2 separate regions of the Homo sapiens genome follow, and region 1 is linked to region 2. Evidence: read pairs that join two places in POLR2A ChIA-PET (ENCODE). Cell type or tissue: Caco-2. All regions are shown on one strand. Each heading gives the region's core, and the rest is flanking DNA. Links, peaks and the distances in the headings are about the cores only.

Region 1 (16,599 bases), core at 7,579-10,078, 76 kb before region 2:
TCCTTCTATCCACTTGTATTTTTATACCCCTTAACCAACTTCTCTCTGGAGTCCATTTTATTTATGTATTTTTTACTTTAATTTTTCCATAGGTTAATGGGGTACAGATGCTGTTTGGTTACATAAGTTCCTTAGTGGTGATTTGTGAGATTTTGGTGCACTCATCACCTGAGCAGTATACACCGCACCCAGTTTGTAGTCTTTTATCCCTCGCCCCTTTCCCACCCTTCCCCCTAAGTCCCCAAAGTCCATTGTATCATTCTTATGCCTTTGCATCCTCATAGCTTAGCTCTTACATATCAATGAGAGCATACGATATTTGGTTTTCCATTCCTGAGTTACTTCTCTTAGAATAATAGTCTCCAGTCTCATCCAGGTCACTGCAAATGCCCTTAATTAATTCTTTTTTATGGCTGAGTAGTATTCCATTATATATATAGATATATATAATATATATCATATATATGTTATATATATGATATATATATAATATATATATCATATATATAACATATATATGATATATATATAAAAATACACACATATCTCACAGTTTCTTTATCCACTCATTGATTGATGGGCATTTGGGTTGATTCCACAATTTTGCAATTGCAAATTGTGCTGCTATAAATATGTGTGTGCAAATATCTTTTTCTTTTTCTTTTTTTATTTTTTTCTGAGATGGAGTCTTGTTCTGTTGCCCAGAGCTGGAGTGCAATGGTGCAATCTCGGCTCGCTGCAACTTCTGCTTCCTGGGTTCAAGCAATTCTCCTGCCTCAGCCTCCTGAGTAGCTGGGATTACAGATGCCCGCCACCACACCCAGCTAATTTTTGTATTTTTAGTAGAGACAGGGTTTCACCATATTGGCTAGGCTGGTCTCAAACTCCTGACCTCAGGTGATCTGCCCACCTCAGCCTCCCAAAGTTCTGGGATTACAGGTGTGAGCCACCACTCCCAGCTGCAAGTATCTTTTTCGTATAATGACTTCTTTTCCTCTGGGTAGATACCCAGTAGTGGGATTGCTGGATCAAATGGTAGTTCTATGGAGTACATTTTAAACAGGCAATACATTTGGCAGGTTTCCAGAGCATTAGCATCTTGTGGCAACAGGTCCGTCCAACCCTGTGACATCAGCTTATTTCTCAGAAGACCTCACAGCTTAGTGTTTCTCAGAAATTTTGGCCATCCAACGCAAAGATGTGGACGTCAGGTCCTCACCTCAGAGATTCCTTTTCTGGTAAACTCTCTTGCGGGCAGATTTTAATATGCCAAGAAAACTTCTGCAATGGTCTTCTGTTGCCCTGGAATTTGAATTATTAGATCATAATCCATAAATGGTAACTACACTCAAGAGACTCCTGCTAGGAGACTCCCTGTTTTCTCAGCGCTTACAGCCCTTGCTGATTTTCCACCTTTCTAACAAAGGAGGGATGAGAGGGAAGAACAAAGGGTCGCCAAGCCAAAATCCTAAATCAACAACAGAGACCACGGCAGGCAGGCGGGATTCGCCGCAAAACCAGAAAGACAACCAGATTTATGGCATTTGAGTCGCCAAATAGAACTATCATTTTGCAAGGAGCTTGCTAATGGAAACTGTTTCATCGATGAAAAATCATCAAATTGCTTCAGTTCTTTGCTGGGTAAAACTCATGTTTTTAATTGGTACACCCTAAGGCTTTGTGGCAAGGGTTGCAGAATACATAAATAAAGTCGTTTCATGACATAAAATCTTTTCAAATGCTAAAATTAGGAAAGGAAAGAAAAGTTGATTCAAATGCCACGGAGACAAAAATGTGTTTTTCTGGGACAAAGGAGAATGAATGATTTAAGTTCATGGCAATTTTTAGTCTCATTTGTGCACACATACAAATAATCCTTTTTAAAAATTGTATTCAGCACTTGGGTACAAGTACATGTTGTACCCAGGAAGTTCAAATGACGATTATCATTATTAATACCCTTGTTTTCCTTGCTTGCTTATTGCCAAATAAAACAACAAATTAAACACAAACTGCTGTAGTAAAATGACCAGGAGCACAAGTGTCCTAGATAGAAAAGGCCTGGTCAGCATTTCTATTTCCTATAAGGAAGGCCTCTTCACTTGCAAAGATGGGCTCTCGGAGAAACTTAACACTGTATCGCAGTGACAACTTTCCCATTTCACAGGCAAAAGAATGTCCCACATTTCCTTGACTATGATGGAAACAGGGACAAACACTCCTTAGGTGGTTACCTGCTCAGCAGGGAAAATAAAAAGAGGCCCTGAGGGATGCTAAAAAATATTAACTTGCCATTAAAAGTAATTATAAAAAACGCAATTACTTTTGCACCAACCTAATACTATCTCAGAGACTGTGTTTTCTCTCTGGAAATACAAGCTCTATGCAGGGTCAGGTGTGGTTTTGTGTTGTTTTCTCCGGGGGGTTTTTGCACAGAGTCCTCCTATCTTTGTAGACAATTCTCAGTCAGTTTTGAGACAGGAGACTGGAGTGGGGATGCTTTAGTCCCAGAGGTATGCAGTTTTCAGCGAAAGTGGCCAAAGGAATGTCCCAACCAGACATTTCTACCAATGAGGCAAGCTAAGGGATTCTTACTAATTTTTTGGAATTTCACTGAGCTGTGGAAGGAAGAAATGAGTATGGTTTCCTTTTTTCTTTCTTTCTTTTTTTCTTAAACCTGAAACAGGAGCAGGATTGTAGCTGTCACAAGCTGACTCAATATCTTTTGCAGCACCAAAGCCTTTAAAATCCTTGGAGCACTTGTGAGAACTAATGTTTATGTTGGGACCTTTACATTAGTTGAGGTGTGTGTGAGTGTGTGTGCGTGTGTGCATGTGTGTGTGTGTGTATGCAAGTGCCATGTGCACAGTGCCAACCATCTGCCCGGTGGCTCCACATCTGAGGAGGGTGGCAAGAGCGAATCATTCTCTCCTTGGTCTGGAATAACTTAACCCTGCAGAGAAATAGACTTCAGTTCAACAGTTAAAAAATGGAAGAATCAGAATGAGGTTTGCAGCAAGCCCAAGAACGCCCTTGACATTCAAACCACGCACCCTAGCCTCCCTCACTACCAGACCTGTAAGTCTCCTGTCTCTACCCTGTCTGTATAAGTTCTGTGCAGTGTCAGAATTCAGACTGTAGGCCTCAAAACCTTGTGAGATTTTATTTCTTGGAGATAAGCCTAAGACCCAGTTGCAGAGGGTTGATTTCAATTCCTCCCTTAAGAGAGACCACTAAATTAAAAATATACTGAACAAAGGAGACCGTGTGGCTTGAAAAATTCACTTTTATCAGATTTATACCAGGGTAACTTAGCATTTATCCAGTAATTGGTTCCCAAGTTAAAACATTTTGGAAATAAATTTATGGATCAGTTCCCTGGAATGTTCAACGGGTACTTGTGGGGAAAAGCAAGAGAGATCAGATTGTTACCGTGTCTGTGTGGAAAGAAGTAGACATAGGAGACTCCATTTTGTTCTGTACTAAGAAAAATTCTTCTGCCTTGAGATTCTGTGACCTTACCCCCAACCCCGTGCTCTCTGAAACATGTGCTGTGTCAACTCAGAGTTGAATGGATTAAGGGCAGTGCAAGATGTGCTTTGTTAAACAGATGCTTGAAGGCAGCATGCTCCTTAAGAGTCATCACCACTCCCTAATCTCAAGTACCCAGGGACACAAAAACTGCGGAAGACCGCAGGGACCTCTGCCTAGGAAAGCCAGGTATTGTCCAAGGTTTCTCCCCATGTGATAGTCTGAAATATGGCCTCGTGGGAAGGGAAAGACCTGACCGTCCCCCAGCCCAACACCCGTAAAGGGTCTGTGCTGAGGAGGATTAGTAAAAGAGGAAGGAATGCCTCTTGCAGTTGAGACAAGAGGAAGGCATCTGTCTCCTGCCTGTCCCTGGGCAATGGAATGTCTCGGTATAAAACCCGATTGTATGCTCCATCTACTGAGATAGGGAAAAACCGCCTTAGGGCTGGAGGTGGGACCTGCGGGCAGCAATACTGCTTTGTAAAGCATTGAGATGTTTATGTGTATGCATATCTAAAAGCACAGCACTTAATCCTTTACATTGTCTATGATGCAAAGACCTTTGTTCACGTGTTTGTCTGCTGACCCTCTCCCCACAATTGTCTTGTGACCCTGACACATCCCCCTCTTTGAGAAACACCCACAAATGATGAATAAATACTAAGGGAACTCAGAGGCTGGCGGGATCCTCCATATGCTGAACGCTGGTTCCCCGGGTCCCCTTATTTCTTTCTCTATACTTTGTCTCTGTGTCTTTCTCTTTTCCAAATCTCTCGTCCCACCTTACGAGAAACACCCACAGGTGTGGAGGGGCAACCCACCCCTACAGGTACTCTTTTGCACTGGTAAAATAATAGCTTTGAAAAGGGTTATTGAGCCAGTTTACATGTGAGTCTACCCTTAGGAAATCTCAGTGTGACTGTGAAGTTCATTACCATGGCTAGAAAAATGACAAAAGATTTTCTTCCTGTAGTGTGTGTTAGGTTATGTCTTTCATGTGGGAAATATGGTAGGTTATCATTTTCAAAGTATAATTTGTAGAAAGTAAAAAGCATGGCCCTTAACACAAATATTTAAGTAAGCACATGTCAAATATTTACTTACCTTGTTAATTGGGGAGCCATCAAGATGGTGAAACTGGTTCACAGGAGAATTCAAGAGACTGAATATCTGCAATTTATGAAAGAAATAATCTAGAAATAAGATTACTACATTAGATTTTTTTTTTTCGCTCTGTCACCCACGCTGGAGTGCAGTGGCGTAACCTTAGCTCACTGCAACCTCCGCTTCCCAGGCTCAAGCAATTATCCTGCCTCAGCTTCCCGAGTAGCTGGGACTACAGGTACCTGCCACCACATCTGGCTAATTTTTTGTATTTTAGTAGAGATGGGGTTTCACCATGTTGCCCAGGCTGGTCTTGAACTCCTGAGCTCAGGCAATTCGCCCACCTTGGCATCCCAAAGTGCTAGGATTACGGGCGTGAGCCACCTCACCTGTGCCTAAATTAGATTTTTAAAAAACTTGATAGATATGCACAATGGTACAGTCACTTTAGGAGCCACCTAATTTAGGAGCCACTGCACCTAAATTAGATTTTTAAAAAACTTGGTAGATATGCAAAATGGTACAGTCATTTTAGAAGATAGTTTGGCAGTTTCTTTCTTTCTTTTTTTTTTTTTGAGATGGAGTCTTGCTCTGTCACCCAGGATGTAATGTAGTGGTGCGATATCAGTTCAGTGCAACCTCCACCTCCTGAGTTCAAGGGATTCTCCTGCCTCAGCCTCCTGAGTAGCTGGGGCCACAGGTGTGCGCCACCACGCCTAGCTAATTTGTGTATTTTTAGTAGAGATGGGGTTTCACCATGTTGGCCAGGCTGATCTCGAACTCCTGACCTCAGGTGATCCACCTGCCTCAGCCTCCCAAAGTGCTGGGATTATAGGCGTGAGCCACTGCACCCAGCCGATGGTTTCTTATAGAGATAAACATACTCCTACCATATAATCCAGCAGTCATACTCCTAGGTATTTACCCAAATGAGTTCAGAACTTATGTTCACACAAAAACCTGCATGCCAAAGTTTATAGCGGCTTTATTTATAGGTGCCAAAAGCTGGCAGCAACAAAAACATCCCTCAATAGTTGAATAGGTGAACAAACTGTGATATTGGCCATTTAATGAAGTATTATATAGCATTAAAAAGAAATGAGCTATCAAGCCACAGAGAGACATGAAGGAATCTTGAATGCATATTGCTAAGTAAAAGAAGCCAATCCACGAAGGCTACATATTATTAATTTAACTATATGACATCCTGAAAAAGGCAAAACTGTAGTGACAATAAAAAGGTCAGGGATTGCCAGGAGTTCAGGGGAGGGATGAATAGGTGAAGCACATTAGATTTTTAGGATAGTGAAATATTCTGTATAGCATTGTAATGGTGGATGCATGACATTTTGTGTTTGTTAAGACCTGTAAAACTGTACAACACAAATAATGAACCCTAATGTAAACTGTGGAATTTAGTTAATGATAATTTGTCGGTACTGGTTCATCAATTATAACAAATGTACCACACTAATGCAAGATGTTAATACAGTAATAGGAGAAACTGTGGGGGTAAGAGTGGAGGAAGAGAGGATATATGGGAACTGTCTGTACAATCTGCCTAATTTATCAGCAAATCAAAAACTTGTAAAAAGGAAAGGTCTATTATTTTTTTTAAAAAACTTGTTTAATGTCCTGTAGGGTAATAAAACTATACACTCTGGAATTCTCTTTTCTTTTATTTTTTTAAATACAGGGTCTCACTCTGTTACAGGACAGAGTGCAGTGGCAAGATCACAGTGGATCACTGTAGCCTCAATCTCCCGGGCTCAAGTGATCCTCCCACCTTGGCCTACCGAGTAGCTGGGACTACAGGCGCACAGTACTAGGCCTGGCTAGTTTTTTTTTTGTTTTTTTGTTTTTTTTTTTTAAATAGAGACAGGATTTCACCATGTTACCCAGGCTGGTCTTGAACTCCTGGGATCAAATGATCCACCCACCTCCACCTCCTAAAGTGCTGGGACTACAGGCATGAGCCACTGTGCCTGGCCTGGAATTCCCTTTTCTATCCAACAGATATAATTTACAACTCTACTCTAGAAAAATAATTTTCATGTACAAAGTTGCATCTTTGGTGCACCTTTATGAAATAATAGATAAATGCACCAAAATAAATAAATGCACAAAGGTGCATTTATTTATTCTTATAAAGTTAATGTTTGCTGTTGGGGAAAAGCATGGGCTTTGGGGTCAGACAATCCTGGTTTTGTATCTTAGTTGGAATGTCTGTTTTTGTGTTACTCTGAGCAAATATTGCATTGTATTTCATTTCTCTAAGGGTCAGTTTCCTCATATGAATATAGGGATAGGCCAGGTGCGGTGGCTCACGCCTGTAATCCCAGCACTTTGGGAGGCCGAGGCAGGTGGATCCTTGAGGCCAGGAATTTGAAACCAGCCTGGCCAACATGATGTAACCTTGTCTCTACTACAAATACAAAAATCAGACGGGTGTGGTGGTGCAGACCTGTAATCCCAGCTACTCAGGATGCTGAGGCAGGAGAATCGCTTGAATCTTAGAGGTGGAGGTTGCAGTGAGCGGAGATCATGCCACTTCACTCCAGCTTGGGTAACAGAGCAAGACTCTGTCTTAAAAAAAAAAAAAAAAGAAAGAAAAGAAAATAGGGATAAGAATATCTATTTCACAGGGCTTTTGTGAGCATTAAATTAGATAAGTTATATAAATTACCTAGCATGGTGGTAGATCCTGGATCCAAACCCAGGCAGTGATGCTTCAGAGCCCATGCTTTTCATTGCTATCATCTGACTTTCCAGCCTACATGGAGAACTAACTGATAGGTCAAAATACAATACAGGGGCTGGGCACAGTGGCTCACGCCTGTAATCCCAGCATTTTGGGAGGCCAAGTCTGGTGGATTGCTTGAGGTCAGGAGTTTGAGACCAGCCTGGCCAACATGCTGAAAACCCATTTCTACTTAAAAAATACAAAGAATTAGCCTGGCATGGTGGTGCGAACCTGTAGTCCCAGCTACTCGGGAGGCTGAGACAACAGAATTGCTTGAACCCGGGAGGCAGAAGTTGCAGTGAGCCAAGATCACGCCACTGCACTCCAGCCTGGGTAACAGAGCGAGACTCCGTTTCAAAAAAAAAAAAAAAAATACAGTTTGTGGGGTGGGAGGGGTGTGTGTATTGTTCCAGAAAGGCAACACAAGGAATCCTTGTGGTGATGAAACCGTTCTGCATTTTGACTGTAGGGTGGATAGACAAAACTACACAAGTGATAATATTGTGTAAATACACCACCGCCCCCCCACCCCACCCCCCCCCCCCCGCCCAGTACAAGTAAAACTGGGAAATCTGGATGAAATTGCTGATTGTATCAACAGGCTGATTGTGATATTATACCATAGTTATAGAAAATGGTAACATTTCTACAAACAAAAAAACCCTCCTGAACAACAAAAAACTTAATGAATCCAATATTTTGAAAGATTTGGGAAACTATCCCAAAACATCCCAAAACTATCCCAAAAGCAAAGCTTGAAGCAACGTAAATTTTTTTTAATGGGGTCTCACTCTGTCACCCAGACTGGAGGGCAGCGGCGTGGTCACGTCTCACAGCTCTCTGCAGCCTTTACCTGCTGGGCTCAAGTGATTGGTCCACCTCAGCTTCCTGAGTAGATGGGACTACAGGCACATGCCACCATGTCCGGCTAATTTTTGTAATTTTTGTAGAGATAGGGTCTCACTATGTTGCCCAGGCTGGCCTCAACCTCCCAAAGTGCTGGGGTTACAGGCGTGAGCCACCATGCCCAGACACAACACAAATTGTTTAGTGTCTGTCCATTTAATCCCAGTTACTGAAAGTGAAACATAAGTGTGCAGTAAACATGATAACCATTCCACTATGGAAACCTCAACGAAAGTGAAACATAGTGAAATGGGCTCCAAATTATCAAAAGAGCTCCTTTTGGTCCAAATCATCTTGATATGTACCTAGAATCTCCACTTCAGCTTGTGTTTGGACACAGCTCAGCAAACAAATCTTTCATCATCATTAGGAATATCAAGATGAAGTGATATTTCAAAGAACTTAGCTGGTTCCATAGATAAGAAACTTTTACAGAAGTACATGTCAAACAGATCTTGCCCAACGGCTGAAGTAACAGATGAAATCCAACTGGTTTCCACAGAGTCTTATCTTTTCTTTCTGTGTGTTTGTTCTTATGCAAGTTCTGGGGCATTTATTTGGTTTTGAATATCTTCCTGCTGTGTGACTGTGGTTGAAATAATGAGTTGCTTGAATCACTTGCCTATTTTCTCTCTCATTTTTTTTTTTTTTTAAAGAGATGGGGTCCCACTATGTTGCTCAGGCTGATCTTGAACTCCTGAGCTCAAGTGATCCTCCCACTTGGGCCTCCCGAAGTCACTTGCCCATTCTCTAAGAGTATCCCATTATTGAAGACATTTCTGAACTAATTGATTTGCCTATATCAGGTTTACTGGCTTAAGAAGTGATTGAGAAGAGTAATAAAAACACAAGTCGGGTTTTTATTGCCAAAACAAAAACAGAAAATTATCCTGAGACTTCATTACTCATTTCTATTGTGGCAGATGCTGATGTTGCATCTGCCTGTTCTTGGAACATTTCTCTCACCACTCAAACTATACTTCCATTAGAAGACTGAAGAGGGAAGAAATAGAGAAAAACTTTTTCTATGGTGGCTTCATATCATAGTTCAATCTCACTTGATAGGTCAACTGCAAATTTATGATAAATCATGATATATGATGCCACATGATTCTACCATTGAAATATATTCAATCTCTCAGATAAAAGATGGTTGTTACAAAGGGGTAAAAAAAAGAAACCCTTTACTGGGTTTATTGAATTGGCAACTTGCTTTAAACCCTAAACAGTGGCAGTACTATTATTGTGCTCTGAACAGAGTGGGTGTTCCACAAATTCTTATTAATTATCTGTGATAAGAAGTCACAGGAAAAGAAAACAATCTACACATGGAACTATCCCAGTTAGAATTTGACAAAGACATTTGGCTTTTTAAAAAACCAACCCTCTTTTTGAAAATGTTTCTATTATTGCTTTTATTTTAATTAAAAATCTTTTGTTTGTACAGCCACAGCTATGAATATATCTCAGGGCTTTCCAAAATACCTTACAACTGTGGCATGAGGTCAAACCACTGAAAAAGACAATGGAGTGGATTGATGAACAGAGGAGAAAATTGCCTGCATGTCTGGACTTCTTCCTTTCAGGCTCCCACGAGCTCCGCCGAGAAGAGGCTGCCAATAGTGTATAAAGGTCTGCCCTTGGCTGCAAATAACTATGCTATTCTGAGGACGAGGCCACTATAAGGCAATGAAGCCAGTGTATTTGTGAGTTGAACTCAGAACTTCAGATTCCTACAAGGAGGTTTCTAGTGGATCATGCTAAGTCAGAATGAAATCAGAATTAGATCAATGCTTTTCTAAAGGTGCATGTACTGAGAGTGCACAGAAAGCCAGAATTCACGATGCCAGTCTCTGGTCTGAACCCCATACAGGCAGGTTAGTTTGGCCCTGATCCCAGCATGCACATTTCTCTCTGCACTTCTAGTCAGCTGTGTGACCAGCGACAGTTGTTAGGATGGGTGGAAAGTAGGCAGAAATCTGTGTATACCCATCACTCTTGGAAAACCAGTCATAAGCCTGACAGATGTTTTTATAGACAGAAGGCAGAATATTAACTAGTGATCAGAAAATTAAGGCAATTTTGTCTCAAATTGTCTTTCTTCTGCCATTGTGATCATAGTATCCTGGGCCATGCCAGGATATAAAGTTGGTTGGGGCTATTGTTGTGGTTGCTTATCAGGAGGAAATCGTTTTCTAAATCAGCATGTTTCCTATGTTCCCATTTTTGCTAATGGTACCACCACTTTCCTGTTATCCAGCCTTGAAACCTCAGAGACTCACCCTAAACTCTTCTATCATCCACCACATATAATTAGCCAGTACAGTCAACTTATTACTTTTTTCCCTCACAATATCTCTTGTACCTGTACCTGTCCATTTTCATTTCTACTGCAATTCTCTCACGGCTAATACAGCAATGGCCTTTTAGCACTCCAGTTATTTCCCTCCGAAAATTCATCTGCCTAACTCCATTCATCATGTCATTCCTTTGCTCAAAAGCTTTCAGCAGGGCTGGATGTGGTGGCTCACGTCTGTAATCCCAGCACTTTGGGAGGCCGAGGTGGGTGGATCCCTTGAGGTCAGGAGTTCGAGACCAGCCTGGCCAAAATGGTGAAACCCCGTCTCTGCTAAAAATACAAAAATTAGCCAGGTGTAGTGGCACACGCCTGTAATCCCAGCTATTTGGTAGGCTGAGGCAGGAAAATCGCTTGAACCCAGGAGGCGGAGGTTGCAGTGAGCAGAGATCATGCCAACGCACTCCAGCCTGGGTGACAGAGCAAGACTCTGTCAAAAAAAAAAAAAAAAAAAAAAGCTTTCAGTGGCATGTTCCTGTATGCTATCAGATAAAGGTCTAAATTCAGCCAAGCATCCACAAGCTATGAAAATCCAGCCTGGAGTTGCACTTCCCATCTTATCTCCCTGGGAAGATAGGGAAGATCTCTATCTTCCCAAATTAGTCTGTCTACTGACCCTAAAATATTTGACTAATTCCTACTCTCCTTTGCCTTTCCAAGGCTGTGGCCCCTGCCTGGGATGCTCTCCTTTGCCAGTACTTAGTCATGCACCCTGGTGTTCTTAGGTCACTTCTCTGTATATAGCTCTTGCCTCCCCAGCTAAATATCCTACTCTGTACTGGCTGGTTCTGCAATCTGTGTTTTTAGCTTCAAATAACTTCTTAGATATATATGTTTTTTTTAAAGCTGTATTATTTGAATTTTTGGTATAAAATTATGGAATCCAGGCTATGGTGAGTTACTGATTGTCATCCACTTGTCTATGCATTCTGGAACCTGGTGGGTTCTATATGATAAATGGCATCTACACACTAAAATAATTTGTCCTAGGTGAAAATACTGAAATATAGAGTAGTATTGCTGACAGGAATTTAAGTGACTGTCTCCCACCTGGCAATTCAAAGTTGGGTTCACAGACTGGCAGTGTTGTATCACCTGGGAGTTTGTTAGAAATGTCACATCTTGGGCCCACCCCTGGCCTGCTGATCAGACTCTGTATTATAACAAGATACCTGGATAATTTGTGTGCACGGGAAAGTCTGAGAAGCACTAAGACAATCCCCACCAAGATCTAGAGGGATTGCATGACATGGTAAAAAGGAGGCGGTGTGACTTAAATGGAAATTATTCTGAAGTATGCACCAGAAGTGGTGTGTTTCATGTCAATTACCAGCTGGTGATTCTGGAAAAAAATCACTTAACCATTCTGAACTTTGTTTTCTTTCTTCTTTGAGACAGGGTCTTACTCGGTCACCCAGGCTGGAGTGCAGTGGCACGATCTCGGCTCACTGTAACCTCTGCCTCCCAGGCTCAAGCCATTTCCTGCCTCAGCCTCCCGAGTAGCTGGGATTACAGGTGCAGGCCACCACACCCAGCTAATTTTGTGTATTTTTTATAGAGACAGGGTTTTGCCATGTTGCCCAGGTTGGTCTCAAACTCATGAGCTCAAGAGATCTGCCCGCCCCGCCTTCCTAAAGTGCTGGGATTCCAGGTGTAAGCCACTGCACCCAGCTTTATCATTATCATTATTATTATTTTGAGATAGGATCCTGCTCTGTCACCCAGGCTGGAGTGCAGTGGCATGACCACAGCTCGACTTCCTGGGCTCAAGAGATCCTCTCCACCTCAGCCTCCTTAGTAGCTGGGACTACAGGTGTGTGCCACCATGCCTGGCTAATTTTTAATTTTTCTGTAGAGACAGGGTTTTGCAATGTTGCCCGGAGTCTTTCTGATCTTTCAAATGGGAATGATACCTCCCTGTTGTTTCATGGGCTAGTTGCAAGGTTCAAAACAGATAAGCAAGCAAACAAACAAACATATGAAAATGATTTAAAGGCCAGGCGCGTTAGTCATGCCTGTAATCCCAGCATTTTGGGAGGCCGAGTGGGCAGATAACCTGAGGTCAGGAGTTCGACACCAGCCTGACCAACTTGGTGAAACCCATCTATACTAAAAATACAAAAAAATCAGCTGGGTGTGCTGATTTTTTAGTGGCGTGTGCCTGTAATCCCACTTACTTGGGAGGCTCAGGCAGGAGAATCACTTGAACCCAGGAGGCGGCTGTGTCAGTGAGCTGAGATGGCGCCACTGCACTCCAGCCTGGGTGACAGAGAGAGACTCCATCTCAAAAAAAAAAAAAAGAAAACAAAGAAAATGATTTAAAAATTATTTCAGGTTTACATATATTTAAAAATCATTATTATTGGTGTTTTGTAAAAACTGCTTTTCTCAGGGCCAGGTAGTGATTTGTGGCACAGCAGAGACCACCACACAGCTCTCTGCCTTCTAGTCCAGTCTACAACACGTGAGATTCCCATCACTGCAGACTCAGAAGGTCCTTGACACTGCAAGAAGGAGCTGGAACAATCTTTTGATAAAGGTATTTGACAATATGTCCCACGAGTCTTTAAATGTGTTAATATCCTATGACCCAGTAATTTCCCTACTAGGAATCTATCTTTTTATTTTATTTTTTTTAACCTGAGATGGAGTCTCACTCTGTCGCCCAGGCTGGAGTGCGGTGGCGCGATCTCGGCTCACTGCAGCCGCCGCCTCCCAGGTTCAAGCGATTCTCCTGCCTCAGCCTCCTGAATACCTGGGACAACAGGCATACACCACCACACCTGGCTAATTTTTTGTATTCTTGGTAGAGACGGGGTTTCACCATGTTGGCCAGAATGGTCTTGAACTCCTGACCTCGTGATCCTCCTGCCTCAGCCTCCCAAAGTGTTGGGATTACAGGCGTGAACCACTGCGAATGGCCCTAGGAATCTATCTGAAGAAAACAGGCCGGCACAGTGGCTCACACCTGTAATCCCAGCACTTTGGGAAGCTGAGGTGGGGGGATCAACTGAGGTCAGGAGTTCAAGATCAGTCTGGCTAACATGGCGAAACCCCAACTCTACTAAAAATACAAAAATGAACAGGGCATGGTGGCACATGCCTGTAGTCCCAGTTACTTGGGAGGCTGAGGCAGGAAGATTGCTTGAACCCGGGAGGCAGAGGTTGCAGTGAGCTGAGATCGCGCCATTGCACTCCAGCCTGGGTGACAGAGCAAGATTCCGTCTTAAAAAAAAAAAAAAAGAAAAAAGAAAAGAAAAGAAGAAAAGAAACTGAAATGCAGATGGAGAATTATAAGTTATTATGTTCACTGCAGATTTACTTAGAAAACTGCAAACAACCTGAATGTCCAACAACAGGGAATGGTTCAATAAATTGTAAGACATCCATAGGATAGTACATTATGCAGCTATTAAGGTTTCTGTTTAAAACAAATTGTTAAGGACTTGAGAAAATATTTGAAGGCCAGGCAAGGTGGCTCATGCCTGTAATTCCTGCACTTTGGAAGGCTGAGGCGGGCAGATTGCTTAAGCTCAGGAGCCCAGGATCAGTCTGGGCAACATGGCAAGACCCCACTTCTACAAAAAATACAAAAATTAGCTGGGCATGCTGGCGCAGGCCTGTAGTCTCAGCTACTTGGGAGGGTGAGGTGGGAGGATCGCTTGATCCCAGGAGGCAGAGGCTGCAGTGAGCCTAGATTGCACTACTGCACTCCAGCCTGGGTGACAGAAAGACCCTGTCTTAAAAAAAAAATCTGTCTATGTATCTATCTGTGTATCTACGTATCTATCTATCTATCTATCTATCTATCCATCTATAGATATAGATATCTATAGATATATATTTGATATATTAAGCCAAAAAGGAGGTAGATCATAACATTATATATTAAGTATGATCTCAACTATGTTAACAAAAAAAAAAGTGTTTGGGAAAAAGACTACAGGGAGCCATAGGAAAATCTGAAGAGTGCTTGTCTCTGAGCAGTGTCATTTTTAGTTCTGCTTTTCATTTTAAAAAACGATACTGATTACTTTTGATCAGTGTACACAGGAATGCCTAAAATGAATTAGGAAAACTAATTGTTACTCTAAATGCACACAATGAAAGTGAAGTTGTGTTTGCTGGTTAGTAGCTGTGGTTACTTTTAAAATAATGTCTTGGTTCCCTCCCCCACCCACTCCTGCTGCTTCCTCTCTCATTTTGAATAGGAAATGCGTACATAAGATTTAAAAAAAAATTTTTAGTCCCAACATTACAGTTAGGTACACAATATAGTAAATCTCCCTTCTACCTGCTCTCTCAGGCCAATTTCTGATATCCCAGAAGCAACCACTGATATCAGTTTCTTCTGTTCCCTTCCAGTCTATGAATTTCTCCTAAAAAGTAATACACTAGAGGTTCTTCTACACCTCTTTTTCTTTTTAAAAAACTTTTTATTAAAAAACATTTAAACCTTCAGAAAAGTTACAAAAATAGTAAAATGAACTCTCATATGCCTTTATGTAGATTCATTAACTTTTAACGTTTTGCCACAATTGTATTTTTTATATTCATACATATATTTTGATTATTACTATTATTACTGAACCATTCCAGAGTGAGTTACAGACATCTTTATCTCTAAGTACTTGTTAGTATATTGTCTAACAACAAGGACATTCTCCTACATAACCATGACACAATGATCAGATTCAGGAAATTTGGCATTGATACAATACTGTTATCTAATATACAGTTTGAAATACAAATTTTTTCAGTTGTCTCAATACTATCCTTTGTGGCAATTGTTTTTTTCTTCACACCAAGCTCCAATCCAGTATCACCCACTGCATTTGACTGTCATGAGACTTTAGTCAATTTCACGGTGATACATTCTTTACTTCACCTGTCTTTCATGATGTTTGTCAAAGAGTACAGGCCAGTTGTTTTTCATGCACCCTAATCTTTTATTCAATAATCTATCTTGAAGAGCATTTCAAGCAGTTCATAAATCATCCTATTTGTTTTTTAACAGTCACATAGCATTCCACTAAATGGATGAGGCATAATTTACCTAACCAGTATCATATTGATGAACTTTCTTTTCTTTTTTTTTTTTTTTTTTTTGAGGCAGAGTCTCACTCTGTCCCCCAGGCTCAGGCTGGAGTGCAGTGGCACGATCTCGGCTCACTGCAACCTCCGCCTCCCGGATTCAAGCAATTCTCCTGCCTCAGCCTCCAGAGTAGCTGGGATTATAGGCATGTGACACCACGCCCGGCTAATTTTTTTGTATTTTTAGTGGAGACAGGGTTTCATCATATTGGCCAGGCTGGTCTCGAACTCCCGACCTTGTGATCCACCCACCTCGACCTCCCAAAGTGCTGGGATTACCGGTGTGAGCCACAGCGCCCGGCCACAATGAACTTTCAAATTGTTCCCAATCTTTCCCTACTACATACAATATGCAATATGCAAATTTCTTTGTGTACATATGCAAAGAGCTATGTATCTGTCTGATAAATTTCCTGCAGTGAGGTGGTTGTGTCAGAGTATAAATGTATTGCTTTTTTCTTTCTTTCTTTCTTTTTTGAGACAGTCTCCCTCTGTCTCCCAGGCTGGAGTAGCAGTGGTGCAATCTCGGCTCGCTGCAACCTCTGCCCTCCTGGATTCAAGCAATTCTCCTGCCTCAGCCTCCCGAGTAGCTGGGATTACAGATGTGTGCCACCATGCCCAGCTAATTTTTCTATTTTTAGTAGAGGTAGGATTTTGCCATGTTGGCCAGGCTGGTCTTGAGCTCTTGGCCTCAAGTGATCTGCTCGCCTGAATATTTTGCATTTTGATGGATTCTGCCAAAACATAACTTCAAAGAGGATGTAACATTTTATACTTCCACCCAAAATGCACAGGATTGCCTATTGTCTTACATCTAACCTAATGCTTCATATAATCAAATCATTCAATCTTTGATAATGTGCAT
Region 2 (16,599 bases), core at 54-2,553:
GGCAATAGCGTTCTAAGAAAAAAAAGCACTGAGGAAGAGAGCAAAAGCAAAATAAACCTACGAAGCCTGAGATAGAGAATGATTTCCCAGGTTCAAAGTCAGGTGACAATTCTGCACAATACTCTTAGAGACTGTAGGAAAAAACATTCTATAACTTTCCTTAGTAAGTTCTGTTTCCAACCGTTAGAATCAAGAATTCCTATAATATCCAATTTGGATCTCTCCTCCTGAAATTTTCGTGTATTTCGTCTAGTTGTATCCTCAGAGAAAATGAGGAAGAATTGTTCAGTAAGTTTAGAATGAGAAACCAAATAATTCATGTCTCAAAAAAAAAAAACACACACACACAACAAAACCAAAAATGGTCATCTACACTTTTCTCCATGCCAAACTCCATAAAAAAAAATAGAAAAAATCAGGTTATCATAAGAATGAACAAATTGCCGGGCGTGCTGGCTCACACCTGTAATCCCAGCACTTTGGGAGGCTGAGGCAGGTCGATCACCTAAGGTCAGGGGTTTGAGACCAGCCTGGACAACATGGTGAAATCCCACCTCTACCAAAAATACAAAATTAGCTGGGTGTGGTGGCGCATACCTGTAATCCCAGCTACTTGGGAGGCTGAGGCCAAGAATTGCTTGAACCCCGGAAGCAGAGGTTGCAGTGAGCCAAGATTGAGCCATTGCACTCCACCCTGGGCAACAACAGTGAAACTCCGTCTCAAAAAAAAAAAAAAAAAAAAGAAAGAAAGAAAGAACAAAACAAAAACGAATGAACAAATTAAACACAGATGAACAGGCTTGGAAGGTAACTCCCCAATCAGACCATATTTCCCTAGACTCCACCACGTATTCTATTACACAAAGTCTCCATAATTCAGTGCTACTACTTACCTAGGATATTAAATTTTGAAAAAAATGAAGGAGACTTGAAATTGAGCAGTGGGAGGAGGAGCCCTACAAGATAAAAGGGGACTGTCCTGGACTTATCCCACCACTTTTCAAACTGTTGGGCTCCTGTGTCATTGGCATAGAAAATCATAGAGCTGTTGTCAGGATGGCCTCCACTCCCGGCACTTGGACAAATCACTGCAATAGGAAAGCACCAGATTAAAGAAGATGACAAAAAACAAAACAAAACAAAACAAAAAACAGAAAATGACTGCCTCTAGAGACAGACACTTGCTCTACCAACCTCAACTCTTCCTAGGAGCCTAAATTTCTCTTTTCTGGAAAAAATAGAGGGTTAATTTTAGGAATATTAGGACTCTTTCACCTAAAAATAAATAAGGGTGAGGGAATCTTTAAAATTTCTGAGATATTATCATTATTTTTATTTATTTATTTTCTGAGACAGAGTCTCGCTCTGTCGCCCAGGCTGGAGTCCAGTGGCGTGATCTCGGCTCACTGCAACCTCCGCCTCCTGGATTCAAGCGATTCTCTTGTTGCAGCCTCCCAAGTAGCTGGAACTACAGGCACACATCACCATGCCCAGCTAATTTTTGTATTTTTAGTAGAGAGGGCATTTTACCATGTTGGTCAGGCTGGTCTCAAACTCCTGACCTGAGGTGATCCACCCACCTTGGCTTCTCAAAGTGCTGGCATTACAGGCGTGAGCTACTGCGCCCAGCCCTGAGATATTATCTTTAAACTCTACTGGAAACTATAAAAATATCCCACCAAATATCCCTTGGTTCCATTGCCAGAGAGAAAATACTGGGCTGGATGGTATTTGGTCTTATTTACACAATAATATAAAAAATATCATTTAGGGTGACTGTTTATCACACGAATAACCCATAAAAAGGCCAAAGAGCAGATTTCTTTTAACAACAAACAAAATCTATGGGTTTGGAATAAAAAGCAAACATCATTGAAACAGCTGCCATGATATCATAATCACTGATAAAAATGCAAGAATCTTGAATCCCAACAATCCAAAATAATTCTGGAAGTTGATCATATTTGATAGAAGCCTAAGAGTCCAGATGGTATCCAGATGACTGGGAAATCAGTAAAATGTATGTTTCTTTTTTTTTTTTGAGATGGAGTCTCGCTCTGTCACCCAGGCTGGAGTGCAGTGGTGCGATCTCGGCTCACTGCAACCTCTGCCTCCTGGGGTCAAGTGATTCTCCTACCTCAGCCTCCTGAGTAGCTAGGATTACAGGCGCATGCCACCATGCCCGGCTAATTTTTGTATTTTTAGTAGAGACGGGGTTTCACCATGCTGGCCAGGCTGGTCACGAACTCTTGACCTCGTGATCTGCCCGCCTTGGCCTCCCAAAGTGCTGGGATTATAGGCCTGAGCCACCGCACTGGGCCTAAACGTATGTTTCTTAAATACTGATCTACAAGTGGCAATTTCTTCTGTTATCAGACAGAGTACCAGCCATTCTCATTGTTTCTAATGTCACAGTAGAGCTTTTGCTAATAATCAGCTTTTCGTAAAGAACTCTTAATGCAGGTAGAAAATACTCGTATTAAGTAACCCTTATGCTCATCATTTGTCAAAGAGAAAGAATATTCATTGTCAGTTCTATTTTTAATTTTATTCTCTATCCATTATTTGGCATGCCACAAAGCCAAACATTTAATTTTCTTTCTCCTTCTTAGTCAACATTTTAGTGTGCTTTTTTTCTTCTACGCTCTAGACAGAAATTTTCTTGTGCTAATTATAGTGGTTAAAAGCACAGGCTATGGCAGCTGGGCGCAGTGGCTCATTCCTTTAATCCCAGCACTTTGGGAGGCTGGGGCAGGAGGATCACTTGAGGCCAAGAGTTTGAGACTAGCCTAGAAAACATGGCAACCCTGTCTCTAAAAGAATAACAAAATTTTGCTGGATGGGATGTAGTTCCAGCTACTCGGGAGGTGGAGGTGGGAGGATTGCTGAAACCCAGAAGTACCAGGTTGCAGTGAGCTATGATCATTGCCACTATAGGCCAGCCTAGGCAGCAGAGAGAGATCTTGTCTCAAATAAAAAAAAAAAAAAGAGCACAGGCTGTGGATGGAAGTTAATTGACTGAATAATGAATCCCAACTCTGCCACTTAATATTTAGGTGTCCTTGGATGAAATTAACTTCTATGTTCCCTGGTCTCTTCACCTGGAAAATGGTGTTGACAGTATCTACCATTTAAGGTTGCTATAAAACATTTAATGCAATGCCTGCACACAGGCATTCAATAAATGTTAACATTCAATAAATGTTAGCTGTAATTTTTTTTTTGAGACAGGATCTCACTCACTCAGGCTGGAGGGCAGTGGCGTAACTATGGCTCACTGTAGCCTCAACCCCTCAGGCTCAAGTGATCCTCTTGCCTCAGCCTCCCGAGTAGCTCGGACTACAGGTGCACGCCACTATGGCCAGCTAATTAAAAATTTTTTTTTGTAGAGACAGGGTCTTGCTATGTTGCCCAGGCTGATCTCAAACTCCTGGGCTCAAGCAATCCTCCTGCCTCGGCCTCCCAAAGTGTTAGAATCAAAAGCGTGAGCCACCATGCTCAGCAGCTAAAATTTTTTACACTAACTGAAATGGATTGTTTCATACTCTCATTGTTTACTACACTGTTCAAAATAAACATTAGCAGAGAAATCAAGAAGTGCTGGATATAAGATATCACTATATAAACTGACTTTGCTGATGGGGTTCTCTAAATCATCAATGTGACTGTGATATTAATATTTATTACCCTAATGATGAACTGACTCCCTACTGGAGAAGTACTATTAACTTTAGATATTAGTAAACTAGTTTCATCAATTAATATCAGAATAGGTATAGTAAAATAATTTTCTCTTTAAATACAAGGATGTTATTTGATCCTTTGAAAATTCTGAAGTAAGGAATAGGGCACAAGAGATTTTAGGATAATAATTCAAAGGTATATGTGTATGTGTCCACAGGAATAAAAGCTAGTACTTTACTCACTCATTTTCTAGCATTAACAAAAGACAGGTTTAATTAGGGGGAAAAGTAAGACACTGAGTAGCAAACACTGGAATGTAAACTTCATGAGAGGAGGGACTTTTGTCTGTTCATTATTATATCCCTAGAGCCTAGAACAGTTCCTGACACATAGTAGGCTTAATAAATGTGTTTAATGAATCATCCTCTTAGTGATCAATGTGCATCTCCATCAACATGACATCAGTTTAGTATCCCTGAAATCTAAATACATAAAGCTTTAGGTGATGTTCAAGTTTAACAGCATAACTGTTACCAAAGTTATATTAATGTTTATATTCACTTTCCCTGTAACGGCCATACTGGATTAAACTCATTGGCTCACAAGGGTTTATTTTTTAAAAATAAAGAAAAATTTCTAAGAAATTAATTTCTTTTACAGGTTACAAATTTGTATAGCCTATATATTAATAACTAAAACAATAGATCTCTAAAACTAAGTTAAACTGAGAACTATGCTTCTAGACATCTGATATAATTAATAGTGATATAGGTTCTTGAAAATACTGATTATTCACAGGCAAATATGGATACTGTAGATAAAATTGTGAATTGTATAATATGAACTAAATGTTGCCTAGCTCACATTAATACAACCTATTGCTTGGTTGTATTAATAAATAAATTGAAAAAGCTTCAATTTATTTTTCCATATTTAGTTACTAACCTCTGTTTATTACTAGAAAATGAATTCTTTTACAGGTTACAAATTTGTATAGCATATATATTAATAACTAAAACAATAGACCTCTAAAACTAAGTTAAACTGAGAACTATGCTTCTAGACATCTGATATAATTAATAGTGATATAGATTCTTGAAAATACTGATTATTCACAGGCAAATATGGATACTGTAGATAAAATTGTGAATTGTATAATATGAACTAAATGTTGCCTAGCTCACATTAATACAACCTATTGCTTGGTTACATTAACACAGCCTTTTTGGAGGTTCTTTTTTTTTTAAACACACTACCAACAATTTAGTAGCAGCTCAGTAAACATAATAATTTTCTACTAATCGTTTACCTAAAATAAGGTCACATGTTCTACCTTAAATCCTTTTTGGAGCAAGGTGGAGAGTAAAGAAACAAACAACATCCCAAACTACTTACCAGGGTTGCTATTATTGGTACTCAGTATAGTGTCTGTGTCATTAATGTGATGAATAAAATCTAAAAATAAAGGAAAAAATATAGTTTAACACTGAATGAAAGACACTAAATCTATTACCCTTTAAGGTCTTTTATTTATAAAAATCTTTTTTTTTTCTTTCTTTGAGACGGAGTCTTGCTCTGTTGCCCAGGCTAGAGTGCAGTGGCACGATCTTGGCTTACTGCAAGCTCCGCCTCCCAGATTCACGCCATTCTCCTGCCTCAGCCTCCCGAGTAGCTGGGACTACAAGCGCCCACCACCACCCCTGGCTAATTTTTTGTATTTTTTTAGTAGAAACAGGTTTCACCGTGTTAGCCAGGATGGTCTCGATCTCCTGACTTCGTGATCCACCCACCTCGGCCTCCCAAAGTCAGTCACCGGGCCCAGCCTATAAAAATCTTTTAATATCTGTGTAGTAATCTAGTACACTGAACAAAGACTACTTCACTGTTAACATAGCTTCACCTTCTATAGTTTTCTTCACTTATGGGCATGATAATGTTAGTGTCTTCACAGTTCCACTGTGGAAAATCTTTACGTGTAAATTGAAGATTTCAAAAAAATCTATCCACAACACTGAATTAATGATAGTTTAAAGCCCCGGAATAAAGATATGTATGTAAGTTTTCTCTTATCCTCACACTAAAGTTATATTTCACACAGAGTACAGTTCTAAAGTGTGCAAAAAGGGGAAACCAACACTCATACACAGCTGATCTTACCTGGAAAATCAAAGTTTTTTTTTTTTTTACAAAGTACAATACATACTTTTATAGATCTAAGGCCATATACGAATTGTTATTTACATAAGAACCACTGAGTTAGACTAAAGGAAGTAACAAAGAACAAAGCACATGCAGATGGCTGAGCATTCATCATTCTACAGTGAAAGAGAGAACAGGCAGAGAATGTGTTTACTTGCCTCAGGGGGTTTACTTTATTCTGTTTGATATTAACCTTCTATAACCTGAGTAAGCATTAATAAAAGTATTTGTTGTGAAACTTGAATAAGATAGTAAAAGGTGCTGGGTTAGGTTTTAAGGTCATAAAAGTAAGTTAAATAGTTAAATTATTCATCTTCACCGTATGTTTCTCAAGATAGAATAAAAGAAACAGTATAGTACTTTGGGTTTTTATAATATCTCCAAAGGTTGTTTATGATTTAAGATTGGAATTTATGAATCTTTGTGTAATTTCTTGATGCCAAAGACTTACAGTAAGGCTAGTAAAATCTTGACACGAAGTGTACTGGGTTAAATAGCATTCCCCTTACCCCAAATTTATGTCCACTAGAAACCTCAGAATGTGACCTTATTTAAAAATAGAGTCTTTGTAGATACAATCAAGTTAAGATGAGGTCATAATAGATTAGGGTGGGCCCTAAAGCCAATGACTGATGTCTTTTATTTTATTTTATTTTAATTTTTTTGAGACAGAATCTTGCTGTCACCCAGGCTGGGGTAGAGTCGCATGACTGCAACCTCCACCTCCCAGGTTCAAGAAATTCTCCTGCCTCAGCCTCCCGAGTAGCTGGGATTACAGGTGCCTGCCACCACACCCACTGAATTTTTGTATTTTTAGTAGAGACAGGGTTTCACCATGTTGGCCAGGCTGGTCTCAAACTCCTGACCTCAGGTGATCTGCCTGCCTTGGCCTCCCAGAGTGCTGGGATTACAGGCATAAACCACCGCGCCCAGCCCAATTTATAGGAAGAGGGAAATTTGGACACAGACACACAGAGGGAAGAAGGCCATGTGAAGATGGAGGGAGAAACTGGAGTGATGTACCTACTTGCCAAGGAATGCCAAGGACCACCAGCAACCAACAAAGGTTAGGAAGAGGCAAGGAAGGATTCTTCCTTAGAGCCTTAGGAGGGACCAGGGCCCTGTTCACCCTTTGATTTCACATCTCTAGTCTCCATAGTTATGAAAGAAGAAATCTGTGTTGTTGTAAGCATATTTATGGTAATTTGTTACTGCACCCTTGGGAAACTAACACACCAAGGTTCATGGACAGCATGAAAAAGAAAAACCATAGGCCAATATTTGTTAGGAAAAGACACAAAAGATCTAAACAAATATTAGCTCCTACCCCTCCAAAAAAGCAAATTCAATCCAGTAAGGCATTTGAAAAATATGTCATGACTAATGAACTTATTTAAGTTTACCCCACAATACAAGGATGGTTTAAATTTTACAAAAAGTATTCATTTAATTCATCATATTGATAAAGGAGGAAATTTAATTAAGATAATCTCTTGATTGTCTCTTCATATCTTTTGATTATCTCGAGATGCAGAATAAATACTTGATAAAATTCAACCACTTTAATAAAAATACTTAAGTAGACAATAGGCGGGAATGTCTTTAAATTATTAAAGGGTACAACTGATATCCCACAATAAACATAATATTTGTGAAACATCAGAAAGATTTCCTTATGAACAATATAAGGATATCTACAAGCACCGCTTCAATGCAACTTCACATTAAAAAAAAAACCATCAATATATACATATAGATACACATTTATACGTATATGTCTGTGTACGTATATATAATTACATACGTATATAAATATAAATGTATGTATACATATATGAACTATTAAAAAAACTGGAAAGGTTTTTTTTTTTATTTTATTTTGATTTGAGATGGAGTCTCACTCTTGTTGCCCAGGCTTGAGTGCAGTGGCACGATCTTGGCTCACTGCAACCTCCACCTCCTGGGTTCAAGCCATTCTCCTGCCTCAGCCTCCTGAGTAGCAGTGATTACAGGTGCCCACCACCACGCCTGGCTAATTTTTGTACTTTTAGTAGAGACGGGGTTTCACTATGTTGGCCAGGCTGATCTGAAACTCCTGACCTCAGGTGATCCACCTGCCTTGGCCTCCCAAAGTGCTGAGATTACAGGCGTGAGCCACTAAGCCCAAACAGAAAGCTTTTTTAATTCACAGATGATATGATTATTTAAAAAGGAAACACAAAGTGCATCTACAAAATTTTTATTTTTTATTTATTTATTTTTTTTGAGACAGAGTCTAGCTCTGTTGCCCAGGCTGGAGTGCAGTGGCACGGTCTCCGCTCACTGCAAGCTCCGCCCCCCAGGTTCATGCCATTCTCCTGCGTCAGCCTCCCAAGTAGCTGGGACTACAGGCACCCGCCACCATGCCCGGCTAATTTTTGTGTACTTTTAGTAGAGACAGGGTTTCACCGTGTTCGCCAAGATGGTCTCGGTCTCCTGACCTCGTGATCTGCCCGCCTTGGCCTCCCAAAGTGCTGGGATTACAGGCATGAGCCACCACGCCCGGCTACAAAATTTTTAGAATCAGTAAGAGTTCAGCAAGTTTGCTAGATTAAAGATAAACATTCAAGGGGCAGGGCACGGTGGGTCACGCCTGTAATCCCAGCACTTTGGGAGGCCAAGGCGGGCAGACTGCTTGAACTCAGGAGTTCAAGACCAGCCTGGGCAACATGACGAAACCTGTCTCTACAAAAAATATAAAAATTAGCCGGGCATGGTGGTGGTATTTGCCTGTAGTCTCAGCTACTCGGGAGGCTGAGGTGAGAGGATCACCTGAGCCTGGAGAGGTCAAGGCTGCAGTGAGTTGTGATCACACCACTGCACCCCAGAGCCTGGGTGAAAGAGTGAAACTCTGTCTCAAAAAAACATTCAAAATGTAATTAGGTTCTTTTATAACAGCAACAAATAATTTGAATGTATAATCAAAAATTTATCATTACTTTCTGGGAAGATGGAAATGTTCTATTTCTTGAAGGAGGTGTATAGATGTATGTATGTATAATTAAGACTTGTTTATTTCAATGAATAAATTCTATCTAAAAGAAGAACTATACATATACTAATAGCTGAACTAGGTGGGGAGTGGGAATAGCATGGATTATGTCTTCTTAATGGATGTTACTCTCAAGAAGCACAAAATTCATTCTCAGGGTGTGAAAGAAACTCTTCCTACAGATAAAGCATATATATGCATACAGTTCATAAAGAGATTTACAGTATATCTTTGGTATTAAAATTTCATGGGGGGGGTGATCAGAAAAAAATATCTAAAAGGCTCCTTGAAGGGACAATAATGAAAAAATGGTTGAAAAACACTACTATAGATGATTTAAAAATGACGGAATGTTGATAACTGTTAAAACTAGGTAAGGAGAAATTATACTATTCTGTTTTTTTGTATGTGTTTGAGATTTTTTATAATAAAAACTGCATATTTGTATATTAGAACTACTGTTACAGAAAAAATGTTAAGATCCCGAGGAAAAAGTCCAAAAAAAAAGATACACAAGATCTTTATCAAGAAAAACTTAAAATTTTTTTTAAAGACCTAAATAAACAAAGAACTATGCCATGCCAAAGTCATGAGTAGGAAGACTCAGTATCTAGGCCGAGCGCAGTGGCTCACGCCTGTAATCCCAGCACTTTGGGAGGCCGAGGTGGGCGGATCATGAGGTCAGGAGATCCAGACCATCCTGGCTAACACGGTGAAACTCCGTCTCTACTAAAAATACAAAAACATTAGCCAGGCATGGTGGTGGGCGCCTGTAGTCCTAGCTGCTGGGGAGGCTGAGGCAGGAGAATGGCGTGAACCCAGCAGGCGGAGCTTGCAGTGAGCCGAGATCTCGCCCCGGCACTCAAGCCTGGGTGACAGAGCAAGACTCCGTCTCAAAAAAAAAAAAAAAAAAAAAAAAAAGGAAGACTCAGTATCTAAATGATATCAATTCTCTCCACATCAATAAATCCAGTGCAATGTCAATCAAATTCTAACCCAATACGCTACAATATCAATTACTATACGGTGTACCAACTGATAAAATCAATGCAATTCCAGTCAAGTTCTGATTGGAATTTTGTGGAACTTGATTAGTTGATTCTAAAATGTATATGGAAGAGTTGTGAATCATAATGGAGAAAAACACTAATTTTAAAATAAAAAACTTTTGAATAACACAGAGCTACCATATAAAAAGAGAAGACAAGCCACTAATTAGAAGATATTTGCAACACAATAATGGATAAATGGTTAGTATCCGAACTTTACAGAGTTCCTATAGGTAAGAAAAGGACCAACAACCCGATAGAAAAATGGGCAAAGGATATGAATAAGCTATTTAATGGTCAATATAATTAAGAAAAGATGATTAATGCCACTCCTTATGAGGAGAAATGCAAATTAAAACCACATCCTGATGGCAAAATTTAAGTCTGATAATACTGAGTGTGAGTGAGGATGTGGAACAAGGGTAACTTTCATAAACTGTTGGCAGGAGTGTAAGTAGTACAAGCATGATAAAGAACAATTCTGCAATTTCAAGTAAGGTTGAAAATGTGAATATCTTAAATTCCAGAAATGTGTCTATAAGGTCCATAACTTGGAGAAATTCTCCCCCATGTATACAAGGCAACAGAAATAAGGATGTTTAATAAAGCCTTGCTTGTAATAGCACAATAAGTGAAAACAAATTAAATGTTTATCAACGAGAACAGATAAAAAAGTTGTATATTCATATTACTAAATACTATAAGCAATCAGAATGAACTTTGTGTATTAACAGAGATGATGAAAGACAGAAAGCAAGTTGCAAAAGCGTTTATGTAGATTAAAAACAAGCGGCCAGGTGCCATGGCTCACACCTGTAATCCCAGCACTTTGGGAGGCTGAGGTGGGCGGATCACGACGTCAGGAGATCGAGACCATCCTGGCCAACATGGTGAAAATTTGTCTCTACTAAAAATACAAAAATTAGCTGGGTGTGGTGGTGCACGCCTATGATCTCCGCTACTCAGGAGGCTGAGGCAGGAGAATCGCTTGAACCTGGGAGGCAGAGATTGCAGTGAGCCGAGATCTCACCACTGCACTCCAGCCTGGTGACAGAGCAAGACTCCGTCTCAAAAAAACAAAAAAAAACCAAAAAAAAAAAATGCAAAACAAATAGTGTATGTTGCTCATATATTCATGTAGTAAAAGTCCAAAAAGTGCATGGGATTGATAAACACCAAATTCAGAGAAGGAAAATGAGATTGAGAAGGAGTGCATGTGGGGCTTCCACTCTATCCATAATATTTTCTTTTTATAGGAATACAGAACTACCTAAGCATAGTGGCTTGTGTCTATAATTCTTTTTTTTTTTTTTCTGAGATAGAGTCTTGCTCTGTTGCCCAGGCTGGAGTGCAGTGGTGCAATCTCAGTCACTGCAACCTCTGCCTCCCAGGTTCAAGAGATTCTCGTGCCTCAGGCTCCCGAGTAGCTGGGATTATAGGCATGTGCCACCACACCCAGCTAATTTTTGTATTTTTAGTAGACACAGGGTTTCACCATGTTGGCCGGGCTGGTCTTGAACTCCTGAGTTCAGATGTTCCACCAGCCTCGTCCTCCCAAAGTGCTGCGATTACAGGCGTGGGCCACCGTGCCTGGCCTGTGCCTATAATTCAAGCCTCTTAGCAAGCTGAGGTGGGAGAATCGCTTGAGGCCAGGAGGTAGAAACTAGTCTGGGCAACATACTGATACTCTGTCTCTACAAAAAAAAAAAAAAAAAAAAAAAAAAGGAGATCTAATAAAAATATGACAAAATGAGACACAAAAACTCATTAGTCAGTATACTGGTATTTATATTAGCTTTTGCATTTTTTGTAGTTTGAAATATTTCATAGTTTTTTAAACAATAAAGATGCTTGGGGCCAGGTGCGGTGGCTCATGCCTGTAATCCCAGCACTTTGGGAGGCCGAGGTGGGAGGATCACTTGAGGTCAGGAGATCGAGAACAGCCTGGCCAACATGGTAAAACCCCATCTCTAAAAATACAAAAATTAGCTGAGTGTTACCGCGGGTGCCTGTAATCCCAGCTACTCGGAAGGCCGAAGCAGGAGAATCACTTGAACCTGGGAGGTGGATGTTGCAGTGATCCGAGATCGCGCCACAGCACTCCAGCCTGGGTGACAGAGCAAGACTCTGTCTCCAAAAAACCTCTCAAAAAATAAAAATGCTTGGCAATAAAAATTATAAAGCTAATTTTATTCTTTAATGTTTAAAATGAAATAGAATTTATCTCCCTCATTCAAAGGCTCTTAGGGAAATTAGCTGTTGTGATTATGTTAGGACTTACTTTGAAATTTGGTTTTCACGTAAATCCAGATTTTAAATATATGCTTTATTTAAAGCTGCTAAACATATATTAAACTTTAGGTTTAGTGAAAACTTTAGTAAAACCTTTATACAGAAAAAGGTTTGGTATCTTTTACAATAAACTTCCAGCTCGGTACAGTGGCGTGAGTCTGTAACCAGGAGGCTGAGGTGGGAGGATCACTTGAGCCCAGGAGTTTGAGACCAGCCAGGGCAACATAGCAAGGCCCTGTCTCAAAAAAAGAAAAAAAAATTCATTAATTAAAAAAATGAACTTCCTCTATCTAACCTAAAAAAAATTATAAGAAGTATTTGGACTGATTTCTAAGACTCTCCTCAGAATTTAAGTAGCTGATTTGGGTAAATTATAATTCTGTGATATGTAAATATTAATAATATATTTATCACATAAATTCCATTATTCTTTGACTTCCTAATCTTATATCCTAACATGTTGAAAATAAGTGGCTGAAATTTGTTTTCCCTAGAGTCTACATACCAAATTCTTTAGTGAAACAAACTTAAAAGATCTGTTGGATTATAGACATATTTTATTTTAACTAAAGATTTTGGAGGAATATTATTCCTTCAAAGATTAATGTTTGGAAATAAGCATACACTATATTTGAGAGCACAACCACAGAAAGCCAACTGAATAAAATATATTTTCCAAAATTATATATGTTACTTCTTATTTTATTTATCCCAAGTCCTAGAATTTAAGGCTAGAACTAACATTACAGTGGTAATAGTATTTGAAAGTACTGTGTTAAAAGCATATGATATAGATACTTACTAAAAATAAACTTTCCAGTATTAAAAAGAAAATTTGACATAAGCACCCAATAAACTATCATTGCTCCAATGAGAGACACCAAGGAGAAAAGGAGACTCGACCACTGCCCAAAGGAGCCGAAATAATGTCTGCAGACATCTGGATATTCCCAGCTAGTGGTATCCAACGAAACTAGATAAAATAAGAGAAAGAATAAAACTAAATGTTGAACATATATTCCATATTCATAATTTGTGTTCCCCAAATAAACTCAAAATATTTGGCGAAAGATTATGGGTATTCTATCGCTAGACATTAGAATATATTATAAGATAATAAAATTAAAACATTATAGAAAAATAAAAGAAATGTAGATAAAATAGTACAGATAACCTGAGAAACAGATTATAGTATCATAACATTTTATAATTCATAAAAGCAAGTGATAAACTAAGGTTAGACAAATGCATCAGTAAGGGCCAGAAAATATTACTTAATATTTGGCATATTCAGATAACAACATTGCGGAAAGTTTCTTGAGTCACACTTTCTACCACATGCCAATATAAATTTCAGAAAATTGAGTCAAACAGGCCGGGCACGACAGCTCATGTCTGTAATCCCAGCACGTTGGGAGGCCGAGGCACGCAGATCACTTGAGGTCAGGAGTTTGAGATCAGCCTGGCCAACATGGTGAAACCCCATATCTATCAAAAAATACAAAAAAATTAGCTGGGCATAGTGGCGCGCCTGTAGTCCCAGCTACTCTGGAGGCTGAGGCATGAGAATTGTTTGAACCTGGGAGGCAGAGGTTGCAATGAGCTGAGATCATGCCACTGCACTCCAGCCTAGATGACAAAGTGAGACTCCATCTCAAAAAAAAAAAAAGAAAAAAAACAAAAGAAAGAAATCAAATAATAAAAAAGTTAGAAAACATAATGTAGAAATAGAACATGAAAGTTTATCTTCTAGCAACCGAAGAAACAAATTACAATGAAAAAGACAAACAGGGCTGGGCATGGTGGCTCAGGTCTGTAATCCTAGCACTTTGGGAGGCTGAGGTGGGCAGAATGCTTAAGCCTAAGAGTTGGAGACCAGCCTGAGCAACATGGCAAAACCCCATATTTAAAAAAATACAAAAATTAGCCAGGCGTGACAGCGTGCACCTGTAGTACCAGCTACTCAGGAGGCTGAGGTGGGAGGATCCCTTGAGACCAGGAGGTTGAGGCTGCAGTGAACCATGATCCCACCACTGCACCAAAAAGAAAGTAATTTAAAAGAATACAGAAAGTATATATAAAATATTTTTAGAAGAGTATTCTTTAGAATAGCAAAAACTAGCAATGACTTTAACATAAGACCTAGGGCAATGATTATGCAAATACAATAGAGCTGCCGTGTGCAACTGTATACAATCATTAAGAGACACAAATGGTGATCGTAGAAACATAACATGTACTAAAAAATAGGTGATAAAGTAGAAGACAACTAAAATACAATATGATTAACTTTAAAAAGCATGTATTTAGAGATTCCTATCATTTAGGATAGAAATTTACATAAGAAAACAAAAAACTAAAACCATTTGCTTTTCCATGATAGGATTATTATATTAGTAATATAAACTTTTTGTTTTACATTTCAATGTTCAAGAAAGAATATAGATAAGTATAACCTATGAAAGAGTATTTTAATTGTCATCAAAGGATAATTTTACAGTCTTTTTTCCTCTATGATCCCATGCTTTGAACTACTTTGAAATAATTATGTTTGATGAATACAGAAAAACTGAAGTTCTGCCACCTTTGAAGCAAAATATGGCAGCTAGTACATGGCAGAAAGCAGTCATAAGCCTGAAAAGTTGGGGACATTAGAATATGAGAATTCACATCTAGATAAAGAACATGAGGACAATATCACTATCAAGAATAACTGTTTCGGCTGGGCACGGTGGCTCATGCCTGTAATCCCAGCACTTCGGGAGGCTGAGGCAGGTGGATCAACTTGAGGTCAGAAGTTCGAGACCAGCCTGGCCAACATGGCGAAACACCATCTCTACAAAAAATACAAAAATTGCCAGGCACAGTGGCTCACGCCTGTAATCCCAGCACTTTGGGAGGCCGAGGCGGATGGATCACGAAGTCAGGAGATCGAGACCACAGTGAAATCCCGTCTCTACTAAAAATACAAAAAATTAGCCGGGCGTGGTGGTGGGTGCCTGTAGTTCCAGCTACTCGGGAGGCTGAGGCAGGAGAATGGCGTGAACCTGGGAGGCCAAGTTTGCAGTAAGCTGAGATCGCGCCACTGCACTCCAGCCTGGGTGACAGAGTGAGACTCCGTCTCAAAAAAAATAAAAATACAAAAAATACAAAAATTAACCAGGCGTGGTGGTGGGCGCCTGTAGTTCCAGCTACTCGGGAGGCTGAGGCATGAGAATTGCTTGAACCTGGGAGGAGGAGGTTGCATTGAGCTGAGTGACTCTTAGCATTTCTAATAAAATTATCTTTTGACTGATAATATAATTCTAAGTCTCTTCTAGTTTTTATATTATTTAGGGTTTTTTTTGCTGCATTTGACAATATCTCCAAAAAAAACTGATTAATTATGAATATTTCTATGTTTTCTTGACTTTAATGAAAACTGCTTTAGCATTTCATAATTTTAGAATGGTGCCGGTACTTGTCTGGGAATAAATAGACTTTGCTATTTTTAAGTAGTGCTTTTCACTTAGAGTTTTAATCAGAAACAGGTGCTGAATTCTATTAAGTGCCTTTTTGATATCTATTGATGTAATTATGAATTTTTCTTTAATTTGTTAATGTAGTGAATTATGTTGGATTTCTTAATAATGAAACATCCTTGCATTACTGGAATAAACCTTATCTTAGGCACAGGATATGTTTTGATATACTGTTGGATTCTATATGATAATGTTTTACAAATAAATTTTACGTTTCTATATTATTTTCTTTCTTTTTGGTAGTGTCAGGCTTTGTGTTAGGGGTGTGTGGACTTTGTAAAATGAATTGGTGGAAGTTCTTCTTTTTATTATTTTTATTTTATTTTATTTTATTTTAAGACAGTGTTTCACTCCATCACCCAGGCTGAAGTGCAGTGGCACAATCTTGGCTCACTGCAAGCTCCACTTCCTGGGTTCAAGCAATTCTCGTGCCTCAGCCTCTCTTCTTTTTAAATGGTGTGGAGTAGTTTAATAACATGGAAGTTAACAGTTATAGAGCCAATAATCCCAGCATTTTGGGAGGCAGAGGTGAGCAGATCACTTGAGCCCAGTAGTTCGAGACCAACTTGAGCAACATGGTGAAACCCTGTCTCTATGAAAAATACAAAAAATTAACTGGGCATGGTGGTATGCACCTGTAGTCCCAGCTACCTGGGAGGCTGAGGTGGGAGAATCACCTGTGCCCGGGAAGTCCAGGCAGCAGTGAGCTGTGATAGCGCTGCTGCATTCCAGCCTGGGTGACAGTGAGATCCTGTCTCCAAAAAAAAGGAAAATAAAAGAAAAAACAGTTATAGAGAGAACTCTGTGGGGGCTCTGTTCCAAT

The links. Peaks named below come from ENCODE experiments on the same cell type or tissue, not always from the same donor. Only the 100,000 strongest peaks of a DNase experiment are listed, where the experiment ranks them.
Region 1: POLR2A ChIA-PET joins it to region 2 with 8 read pairs; 3 of 35 experiments call an interaction of 5 or more read pairs at or near these places.

What each region holds. Positions count from the first base shown.
Region 1 is chr5:55,567,681-55,584,279 of GRCh38, forward strand. No RefSeq gene overlaps it. Among named protein-coding and RNA genes, the nearest start is that of PLPP1, 41 kb to the left of the region's middle. RefSeq lists an enhancer at 6,939-7,825. In Caco-2, for the core only: no CTCF peak of the experiment used is centred there; a DNase peak (open chromatin) is centred at 8,751.
Region 2 is chr5:55,651,636-55,668,234 of GRCh38, forward strand. It overlaps SLC38A9 (solute carrier family 38 member 9), which reads right to left. Exons shown (of 16, transcript NM_173514.4): 8 at 13,058-13,228; 9 at 5,080-5,139; 10 at 894-1,088. Among named protein-coding and RNA genes, the nearest start is that of SLC38A9, 52 kb to the right of the region's middle. In Caco-2, for the core only: no CTCF peak of the experiment used is centred there; no DNase peak of the experiment used is centred there.